Linked DNA regions of Homo sapiens: regions 2 and 3 are each linked to region 1. Evidence: chromatin contacts called from ENCODE Hi-C or POLR2A ChIA-PET data. All regions are on one chromosome and are shown on one strand. The core of a region is the stretch at or near the end of the contact, and the rest is flanking DNA. Distances in the headings are between cores, read along the strand shown. Region 1 holds the start of ERCC5 (ERCC excision repair 5, endonuclease). Region 2 overlaps TPP2 (tripeptidyl peptidase 2). Region 3 overlaps TPP2 (tripeptidyl peptidase 2).

What was found. A loop is a pair of places that touch in the nucleus more often than their neighbours do. ChIA-PET counts read pairs that join two places held with the same protein, here RNA polymerase II (POLR2A). Pooled maps may share reads with other maps.
Region 2: a map of A673 shows a loop between it and region 1 (2.9-fold over the local background). The contact joins the enhancer-like site here to the promoter of ERCC5 in region 1. A Hi-C loop is called at or near these places in 11 of 168 maps with a recorded cell type or tissue (A673, CD4-positive, alpha-beta T cell, CD8-positive, alpha-beta T cell and 7 more), 17 of 37 single-sample maps with no recorded cell type and 19 of 50 pooled maps. POLR2A ChIA-PET finds 5 or more read pairs at or near these places in 5 of 52 experiments (AG04450, CD8-positive, alpha-beta memory T cell, MCF 10A and 2 more).
Region 3: a loop to region 1 is called in a map of CD8-positive, alpha-beta T cell, with 3 times the contacts of the local background. The contact joins the enhancer-like site here to the promoter of ERCC5 in region 1. A Hi-C loop is called at or near these places in 5 of 168 maps with a recorded cell type or tissue (CD4-positive, alpha-beta T cell, CD8-positive, alpha-beta T cell, gastrocnemius medialis and 1 more), 19 of 37 single-sample maps with no recorded cell type and 17 of 50 pooled maps. POLR2A ChIA-PET finds 5 or more read pairs at or near these places in 2 of 52 experiments (CD4-positive, alpha-beta T cell and H1).

The regions. Positions count from the first base shown.
Region 1 is chr13:102,844,478-102,847,988 of GRCh38, forward strand. It overlaps ERCC5 (ERCC excision repair 5, endonuclease), which reads left to right and starts at 1,555. Exons shown (of 15, transcript NM_000123.4): 1 at 1,555-1,877. The coding sequence starts at 1,790. The region is part of intron 9 of BIVM-ERCC5 (BIVM-ERCC5 readthrough); the gene reads left to right. RefSeq lists enhancers at 485-1,309, 894-943, 1,154-1,943, 1,310-2,132 and a silencer at 2,294-2,343.
Region 2 is chr13:102,650,220-102,653,730 of GRCh38, forward strand. TPP2 (tripeptidyl peptidase 2) reads left to right here. Exons shown (of 30, transcript NM_001330588.2): 24 at 1,140-1,178. Among named protein-coding and RNA genes, the nearest start is that of METTL21C, 43 kb to the right of the region's middle. Within about 2 kb of position 1,897, at least 4 of the 41 ENCODE cell types and tissues checked have a DNase peak (open chromatin) inside an H3K27ac peak, as active enhancers do; they include A673, where a contact is called at or near this core.
Region 3 is chr13:102,679,192-102,682,702 of GRCh38, forward strand. TPP2 (tripeptidyl peptidase 2) reads left to right here. Exons shown (of 30, transcript NM_001330588.2): 30 at 1-767. Among named protein-coding and RNA genes, the nearest start is that of METTL21C, 14 kb to the right of the region's middle. Within about 2 kb of position 1,785, at least 3 of the 41 ENCODE cell types and tissues checked have a DNase peak (open chromatin) inside an H3K27ac peak, as active enhancers do; they include CD8-positive, alpha-beta T cell, where a contact is called at or near this core.

The DNA of each region.
Region 1 (3,511 bases), core at 305-2,804:
ATACTATCCTTTATAGTTACTAGTGCTAAGTGCGTTGCATGTAACACCTTGAATACTTACTGAAGTCTGCAAGGTTGGTTTTATGCCCTGATTACTGATGGAGACACAAATTCTGAACAACTGTGACTTCAGGGATGCTAAACACCATAGTGAGGCACGATGCGGGGATTTGAATCTTGGCCTGAGGGTTCCAGAGCTGTGGCCTTTTCTGGGGTTACTCTGTTAATTGATTTCTAGTCCTTTCTGATCTACAAGCCGCGGCATTATAACTTTTAGATGCTGAAGAAAACTAAACTATATGTCAAGGATTAAGGCTTGTGAACCCCCAAAATTTGGGACAGGTCTCAGTTAATTTAGAAAGTTTATTTTGCCAACGTTAAGGACGCGCAGCTGTGACACAGCCCCAGGAAGTCCAGATGACATGTGCCCAAGGTGGTTGGGGCACAGATTGGTTTTATACATTTTAGGGAGACAGGAGACATCAATCAACATATGTAAGTACACTGGTTCCTTCCAGAAAGGTGGGGACAACTCGGAAGCAGGAAGGGCTTCTAGGTCACAGGTAGATGAGAGACAAAAGGCTGCATACGAGTTTCTGATAAGCCTTTCCAAAGGAGACAATCAGAATATGCATCTATCTCAGTGAGCAGAAGGATGACTGACTAGAATGGGAGGCAGGTTTTGCCCTGAGCAGTTCCCAGCTTGACTTTTCCCTTTTGCTTAGTAATTTTGGGACCCTAACATTTTCACAGGCTTTAAATTTTATTATTCTTTAGTTACTACGTGCTAGCATATAAATAAATAGTACAAAACCAAGAAGGCATCCACCTTTTGGTTGTCTCTTCACGTGTAAAACAACACTTTGTGTTAAGTATCTTCACACACGGCGGCGCAAAGGTAGAAACCGATACTAAAAAAGCGTGTAGAAAATAGTTCCCAGCCTGGGCAACACAGGGAGACCTCATTTCTACAAAAATAATTCGCCAAGCATAGTGGTGCGCACCTGCGGTCCCAGCTACTTGAGAGGCTGAGATGGGAAAGTTGCTTGAGCTCGGGCAGCAGGAGTTCCAGGCTGCAGTGAGCTAAGAATGCGCCACTGGACTCCAGTATGGGCGACAGCGTGAGACCCTGTCTCAAACAAAAACAAAAGCCCGTTACTCCACCAAGAAGGCGCTTTTGCACATTGTTTTAATGCTTAACGCCTTCAGGATGCCAGCGTGACGGAAGCAAGTAACCACCAAGGCATCACCACTGGCGCTAAACTTCTCACTTCCGGAGTGCTGCAAGCGCAGAAAATATACGTCATGTGCGGAGGCGGAGCTTCCGCCCTGCGCGTCGTATTAGACGGAAACCGAGCGGGCCCATTTTTCATGGGTTTGCGGACCCACCAGCGAAGGCGGGAGGTGTCGCAGGGACATCTTCTGGCTGTTTCCGTCGCCTGCGTGGCCCTTGCACCCCGGTCTTCCATTAGCGGCGCAGACGTTTGGGCCTAAGCGCTGGGCGAGGCGAGGCCCTGCCCCTCCCCGCCAACGGCCATTCTCTGGACCTGTCTTTCTTCCGGGAGGCGGTGACAGCTGCTGAGACGTGTTGCAGCCAGAGTCTCTCCGCTTTAATGCGCTCCCATTAGTGCCGTCCCCCACTGGAAAACCGTGGCTTCTGTATTATTTGCCATCTTTGTTGTGTAGGAGCAGGGAGGGCTTCCTCCCGGGGTCCTAGGCGGCGGTGCAGTCCGTCGTAGAAGAATTAGAGTAGAAGTTGTCGGGGTCCGCTCTTAGGACGCAGCCGCCTCATGGGGGTCCAGGGGCTCTGGAAGCTGCTGGAGTGCTCCGGGCGGCAGGTCAGCCCCGAAGCGCTGGAAGGGAAGATCCTGGCTGTTGGTATCCTTAACGCCGCGTTGGGACTTGGGGTGCAGGGATTCGGGGCTGGATTCCTCGCGGGGCTCTGCCTTGGGCACAGTGGCATCTGCAGGATGATGGTCTTGGGTCGGGGTCGGGGTCGCTATAGAATCTCTGTCACTAGGTTTTCTAAGTACAGTCGTCCCTCGGTATCCCCGGGGCTTTGGTTCCAGCCCCTCCTCCGTATACCACGATGTTCAAGTTCCTTCAACTCCCTTATATAATGGCGTGGTATTTGCATATAAACTACCCACTTCCGTAATCTTTTAAATCGTTTCTAGCTTACTTGTAATGCCGAATGCAATGTAAGTGATCTGTAAATAGTTGTTATACTGTATTTTAAAATTTTTTGTAGTTTTTATTGGTATGTTTTATTTATTTATTTTTTTCCATCGCAAATATTTTTGATCCGTGGTAGGTTGATTGCGGAATCGGGTGATGAGGCGGGCCGCCCTGTCTGCTTTCCCCAGCTTTGCAGTCTTAGCGGCCTGTGCATCCTGGTTTGTCACTTTGTGGCAGTGCTTTATGTTCCTCTCTGCCTTAGTTCTCTCATCTGCAAAGTAGAGGTGGTGATAGTATCTACACACAGGATTGGAATGAGGAATAAAGAAATTGCCTACATGAGAGAAGTTTAGTGCGATTAATACAGTAAATCTTAAAGTTATTATCCTGTCCGGGAGGTCAGTAAGGAGAGCAGAGTAGACTTCGACGATTAGTTTTGCTTGAGTCTTGCCCCATTTATGTTTCTTAGAGGAAGGATAGTGTGGACAGGTGTTTTACCCATTTTTTAAATTGACTTTTTAAGGACTATTGTTTCTGTACATGTTTGGCTGGTTTTGTTTGTCATTGGAATTAAATTCTTTTTTCATTAGCAAAACGTGATACTGCTTTTGAAATTTTTATCTTTTTCTTTGTTATGTAGTCATTTTTTTTTTTTTTTTGAGTATCTATTCTGGCTCAGAATCTGGTGATACCTTACACCAATTTCCTAAATGGGGATCTATGAGTCTAGGGGCTCGTGGGCTTGTGGAAAGAGTCCTGTAAATGATTGCGGGGGGATTGGGGACGGGAAATGGAGTGCAAGAGTGTGTGGGCGTTCAGCAAAGGAATCCCTGACTGTGGAGCCCTAATTCTTCAGTAGGTACAAAACTTATAAATAAAACGACATTGATAAGTTTTAAAACATAATGAGATTATCATTTTTTGCAAGTGAATAATCTTTAAATAAATCTGTAATTGATTTTTGGCTTAAAAGTTTTTATACAGGGTACTTTGAATTGGGGAAAGCCAAAGGATTTTTGTTTTGTTTTGTTTTGTTTTTTGTTTTTTAGAGCACATGCGCTGTTGCTGCCCTCAAGCTGTTGCTTAGTATCATTGCAGTCTAAAGATTTTCTCAGAAATAAAGGGTAAAGGTTAGTTTTCAGTGACAAGAACCCTTAAAACTTCAGCAAAGATTTAGATCATTTTATGTAGCAGCCCTTGTGAAGAATTACTAAAGAGGACTGTGGCCAGGCTCAGTGGCTTACGCCTGTCATCCCAGCACTTTGGGAGGTCAAGGCAGGAGGATCATTTGAGCCCAGGAGTTCAAGACCAGCCTGGGCAACATAGTGAACCCC
Region 2 (3,511 bases), core at 647-3,146, 190 kb before region 1:
CTCAATGCCAGTAAAAGTTGTCATTCTTAACAGTTTTGCATTTCTCTGTACTATTACTTCTTACAGAGCTAAGTAAGCCTGCTACATAAATGCTGTTATCAAAATGAGTAGTTCTCATACATCTTAAGAATTATATTTATTTTTTGCCACTATTGAACCAAAAGCCATTTATTTACTGTCATTGAAGCATAATTGGGGAAACTTGTGCTTAGAAAGTTGCCTACCCTGACATTTCTTGGGTCTCATTTCAGTTTATACTGTTTATACATACGTACTTTAGTATAATTTGAAGTAAATCAATAGTTAATGGTTTGTAATTAATACATGCACTGATTTAAGAAACCCTGGTAGTTTTTTTTGTAGATTTCATTTCACAGGAAGCATAGCTGCTCCAGCTATTGGGCGTCAGCTGTGAATTTTCGTTCAGATGACAGATGACACTTTGAAGAGTCTGCTTACTTGTGAAGAGTATAACAGAAAAGCATTATTAGTAAAAGTGGGCTTTTAGCAATTCAGAAATAGTTACTACTTCCCAGTTACATTGTTTTAGGAGACAATTGTGAAATTAAATTATAAATATGTGGTGTTAACTATGGTAGCTATTTATCAAGGGAGACCTTCCTGGGAGAAAGCAGTAACTTAAAGCTGTTGAGTTCATTATAACTTCCATCACATTGTTTATGTAATCTTTTCTCAGTGGTTTAGCGTTTTCTTGTTTTTTGGTAGTTGGGAAGGTAACTTTCACTTCACTTTGACTTTCACAGTAACTTTGTTGCTTTTTATAAGAATGCATAGGCAATGGGGTTGTTGTGGTACCCTTTAATCAGACTAGACCATCAACTAAATTTACTATTTTAAGAAATGCTTTTATAAGCAATAGATTTTGATCTACTAAATTTTTCAATAAGAAGTTGACATGTACTCTTAGTAATAACATATTTGAGTACTTTTTCTTATGTAAGGAATGAAAGTGGCAATGTTGCTTTCTTTAAAAGCATGCCATCTTAATCACAGACCTGAGCCTTCTAAGTGGTGTAACACAGGTGGAACATAAACTGAAAGACAATTAGACAGAGGTTCTGTCTCCATCCTGTGTAGATTATGCATGTTTTCTTACAGAATGTCGTTCTAACTCCCAGGGGCAGTCTGCAGCAAAACGACAAGGAAAATTTAAAAAGGTACTGATTGTCAGTTCTTAAAAAAGATGTCTTAAAGCCTTATTTGCATATTAAACTTTTTTCTGTCACTATTATAAACCTTTTTTTTAATAAGTCTCCCTTAGTTTCCTTTCTTTGCATTCTAAAGTATAGTGCTCTTAGCTGTACTTAGAAGCATTGTTGACATACTGCTTTTCTAAAGGTTTTTTTTTTTTTCCCCACCATAAATTCCTGGATGACTCATTTTCTCTGTGTATACAAAAATTTTAATGCTATTCATTTCTTGCTACAGATATGATAACAAGTAGCAATATTTGAAATTTTTCATATTTACAATTTTATAGAGAGATGGATGTGATAATTTTTTTTTTTTAGCCATATAAGCTAAAGCACTTATTTTTAAAGTCTAAAAGCACTTTTAAATTGGGTGATTTGATTAATAAAATGTTGCAGCTTTTTAAAGCGAACTTTATTCCCTGCTCTTGTATCCATTCTGGTTCTGAAAGAAGAGAAACAATAAAGATCAATGGATGTAGCAGGAACAGAAATAAGGACTGTTCACTGACAATTAAAGCTTATGCTAAGAACACAGATTTTAAGCCCATCGCTACTAAGTGGTCTGATCAGCCTCTCTGCAGCATATTAAGCAATCTTTGATTTACTGCTGGGGCCAGATTTAACTCAGAAAAGAAAATGTCTGCTATAAATATATTTTAGGGCCAGGCGCAGTGACTCATGCCTGTAATCCCGGCACTTTGGGAGGGCAAGTTGGGCAGATCCCTTGAGCTCAGCGGTTTGAAACCAGCCTGGGCAGCATGGTGAAACCCTGTCTCTACAAAAAAATGCAAAAATTAGCCAGGCGTGGTAGCACACACTTATAGTCCCAGCTACTCTATTGGAGGCTGAGGTGGAAAGATCGCTTGAGCCTGGGAGGTGGAGGCTGCAGTAAGCTGAGATCACACCACTGCACTCCAGTCTGGGTGACAGAGTGAGACCCTGTCTCAAAACAAAACATACATACATATATATATATATATATATATATATATATATATATATATATATATATATATATATAAAAGGGACCACATATTTAATAAGCTTTCTGGTGAAGACGTGCTACGTCATTCAACATTTTCATGATTTCTTTTTAAACAGAAAGAATTACAGTGGGAAAATCAGTAATGTCCTAATGTATACTTGTTAATTAGTAGTGATATGGAACTGGGGAATCACCATTCTATAACAGCTTATCCTTTATTAAAATGTCTTCTGAAATGTCCATATTATTACATAATAGTAAATAATTTGTCCAAACAAAATACAGATACTAGGAATCATCTTTCTGGAGAAAGATCTAAAGATCAGTATTTCTCAACTGGGTGTCTTGACCGTTTGGGGGCCACGTAATGGGATAAAAACAGCATTTTTTTAAAATAGGAAATGTCAGTTCATCAGACTCATAAAATTGTAATTTCATTTTATGTATTAATGTGTATATCTTTGGGACATTGTAAAAATAGTTTGCAAGTTACTGCTTTAGAGAACAAGGAATAGGTATTCTAGGAATCTATTAAAAATAGAAGGCACTTATCACGAAGGCCATAGCCAATTATTTTTCTTCTTATTTTTGTTGACCTTTTGCAAGTTTGGGTAGATTTTGTTTGAATTAGGTTGTATAGTTAGGAAAACACTGAATGAATAGGAAGGCATTTACTTGGTGATTAGTAAAGCTTCATTTGAAGAACTTGGCAGCTAGAGTTATCTCTGCTCGTTCCTTTCTGTCTTCAATGCAAGTACACAATAAAGCTCTTATTTTAGAAATAATTAGTATTACAGTTTTATAGTCACATTACAAAGAAAAAAATACATGTATAATTTCCGGTTGATTAAGATAAATAGCATTTTGTATATAATTCTTAATAGATTTTTTCCTCTGGGTTTCAGTGACTTGATTTGAAACGGTATGTCACCCTTTTTAAAATTCCTTGTAAAATGCAATAATATATTTTCTGTTTGTTTGTATGTTTTTTTAAGAGACAGTCTCACTCTACACTCCAGGCTAGAGTACAGTGGCATGATCGTAGCTCACTGTTGCCTCCAGCTCCTGGGCTCAAGTGATCCTCCCACCTCAGCCTCCCTAGAGTGGCTGGGACTACAGGCGTGTGCCACTATGCCTGGCTAATTTTTACTTTTTATAGAGAGAGGTCTTACTACGTATGTTGCCCAAGGTGGTCTAAAACTCCCGGCCTCGGACGATCCTCCTGGCTCAGCCTCCCAAAATGCTGAAATTACAGACATGAGCCACTGCACCCAGCCTGAATATTGTCACTTTTAACAGATCATAAATAGCA
Region 3 (3,511 bases), core at 535-3,034, 170 kb before region 1:
ATAAATAAAATTTGGGGTTATAACAGAAATAATACATTAAATACATAGACAAAAAAAGTTAAACATAAGATAATCTATTTTACAGTGTTTCTTATAGGCTTACAATTATTTGAATGTATTTCCAGTTCTTGTATGATTAACTTTTGTGCATATCTAACTTTTTATTATTTTTATCTTTGGCTACTGCACGTGCATCTCTCGTCATTCCTCCACCAAATAAACAGACAAAAGTAGTATTGAAAAGTTTACAGTCCCTTATCTAATGGCAAATTGTGTGTATGTATGATTTTTTTATCTTGTTCTCTTAAGATTTACTGCTGCTTAAAATTACTACCAGTAATCCTTAGTCACTCCCAACTGTTTCTGCTGTATCTCATGAAGTGTTAGAGCGTTTATGAGAAACATAAATACATGTATAAGCATATTGGTCACACCTTCTGGGCTAGCTAGGGTCCAAAGTCTATCCATGAAAGCTACATGCATGTTCTCTCTCACACACTCATGGACTTTCACCTGCACACACATACAGGTCCCCATTTGTATAGGTTTAGTCCAGTAAGAGAATGGAGAAGCTCAGTAAAGGTAGGATGACTTCCCAAGGTTATACGGCTGATCAACTGTTGGAAATTAATTACAGACCTTGCTTTACAACCCAGGTTTTGCTATTTCAGGTAAGTACTACCTACAGCAGGAATCAGTAACGTTTGGCCCTTTAACCCAAACTGGACTGCTGCCTGTTTTTGTAAATAAAGTTTTATTGGAACAGAGCCATGCCTATTCATTTGTGACTCCTGTAACTGGAGGCAGTTATACAAAGCTGCCATGTTAGCTCCTGTTTCCTGTCTGGTTCATTCTGCATTTCTGTGGTGACAAGTGGACCCAAGTAAGCTCTAGAAGATGTTCTCAGTAAAATCATTACTGTTTCTATGTGATTACATTAAAAATAATACAAACAGTAGGATGGTACTTCAAAAAGTCAAGCAGTTTTCCTGTTTCTGGTCACAGTAGCCAATGTTTGCACACCCACTGAAAACAATTGAAAAAACTAGGTAAAAATAACTTTTTAAAGAACCATTAGAGACAGTACAGGGTATGTGCTCAATACTGGTTCTGTGGCCCCTTTCCAATAATAAGAGGCAGTTCTCAATTGTTACTGGGAGGAGTTTTGCCATCTCATGGGATTTCTTTCCTTCCTCATGTTAGCATGCTTTCTGGGAGAACTTCTCTTTACCGCAGAAGAGCCCCACCTGCTTCTCTTCTTAGGCACCACAAATCTCAAACCCTTTCTCCCTCCACCCCCAGCTCTAATGAAATGTGCAGGGACTGGATGACTGGAAGCCCCAGCCTGGGTCTCTGCTGTCTAATCCTGGCTCAAGTACTGACAAGTCAAATCACTTGACCCCCATGAATCTCCTTAAGAAAATCGTGGTGTTGAATCAGTGTGTCTATTCCAACTAAAAAAATTATTTCATTTGAATTAACTGAGTCTTTGCCTCCACTGTGTTTCGTTCTCCGTCCTCCCAGCAACCCAGCATTCAGAATACATGGGTCTTTGTCTTTCCCTTTAGGATCTAAGTCAGAGAAGCCTTCATAGGGAGATAGATAATAGGGATTCTTGCTATCTCCCCTAAAGGGGAAGGGGAGGAAACCTTGAATGGAGAGAATTTTTTGAGGAATAAAGAAGTGAGAAACTGAATTTCAAGAGTCTCAGTCTGAACATAGCAAACCAAGGGGTGAAGAATTTATCAGTAGTCATGGGTGGTAAACTGAAAAAGGGAAGCTGACTAAGTAAAATCCCGGAAACCAGAAGAGGAGGATGTAAGTGACGCTCTAACATGAAGGGTTTTTGGGCATCCCAATCAGCAGAATTTCTACCTGCCTTCTGATACCCTGAGACAGCCAGGTCAGGATGTGATGGTGCAGTACCTGCTAGCACTTTGCTGCAGAATGCCTCTGCACTCAGTTCTGCAAATGTACTGTTTTAGTTTCATTTAAAACCCCTTTTTTTGTGAGAAGATTTCAAACATCAGGCAAGTTTGTAATGAATTCAAGCTGAGTTCTCTCGAGGGACAAACATGTATAACTACAGTTCCAGTGTCAGTGCCAGCTGTCAGGTTTTCACTGTGCAGCTAGGGCTGCCTGCATACCCAGTCATGTAAACCAAATTCACTCTAGAATCGGCCAGGTCTTACCAAAATGCAAATAGAATACAAAGCAACTGGAAATATATTTCGTAATTTCATTTTATGTGTGATTTTAAAAGTTAAGCTACTTCAAAACTCATCTGTCTAACTTATTTTCACTAATAAGTGTAACTTGCCTGGAATTTGGCAGATCTAAGCTGGGCTTGGGCTAGATGGTTTCAAGCCTGAGTCATTAAGATGTGAAATTTACAGAAACAACAGAGGATTGAGGAACAAGTTAAAGGACACTCTAATGGTGCAGTCTGCATAATGCAGTAGTATGAAATTCTACAAAAAACCAAGATGAAAGGAGGATCAGATTTAAGAGACATACTAATCAAATTTGGACCTGATTGGGTTCTGATTGAAACTAAAAATAAATGTCATGACACTTACAAGACAATTGGAAATTTGAACACTACATATTTTAACGTATAATGTTACTTATTTAATATAAAATTATATTTTAGATGTGATAGTATTGTGGTTACGTATCTTGTATAGATACAACCTGAATTTACAAAAGGAATGATTTGTCTGATTTGATTCAAATTAATATGGGAGCAGAGAAAGGAATGTTTTAGATTAACCACGGTTTTCCATGAGTTGAAATATACTTACTTAGCAGAATATTGAGCTATAGTTGCCATATAATAAACTGCACGTATTTAAAATGTACAGTTAGTCTACTTTATTTAAAATTTTCTCTAATAGTGTAAAGAAAAAGGTGACTAATCAATTCAGCCATTCTAAAAGGACACTTCATTTACAAAATAAGCATAGGATCATATTCCTTTGCCCTGGAAATGTGAAAAGTTTTTAAGAAGACATTTAAAGGAACAAGTTTCATTGCTGTAATTTTCTTAATAGATTCCTCTACATTGTATATTTGAAAGATAGAGGATTTGAAAGAAAATTTGCATAACATTTGGGACAAACCGTGGGTTTTTTAACAGCTTTATTGAAGTGTACTGAACATATGATAAAGTTTAACCATTTCAAGTGTGCAGTCTAATGTCTGGAATGCAGCCATCAGCACAATCTGGGTTTTTAGCACTTCCCAATCATCTGGAAGAACTCCCTCAAGCTCATTTGTAGCCAGTCTCCGTTCCCACCCCTAGCCTCAGCCAGTGAACTGCTTTCTAATCCTATAGTTTTTCTAGAAATTTTATATACATGGAATCGCAATATGTAATTTTTTGTGTCTTCTTTCGCCTAATGTAATGTTCTTAAGTTTCAGCCACTTTGGGTGTATCTGTTCATTCCCTGTTGCTGCTGTGTATACTGTGTTGTGTGATGTACCACATTTTGTTCATTCACCAGTTGAT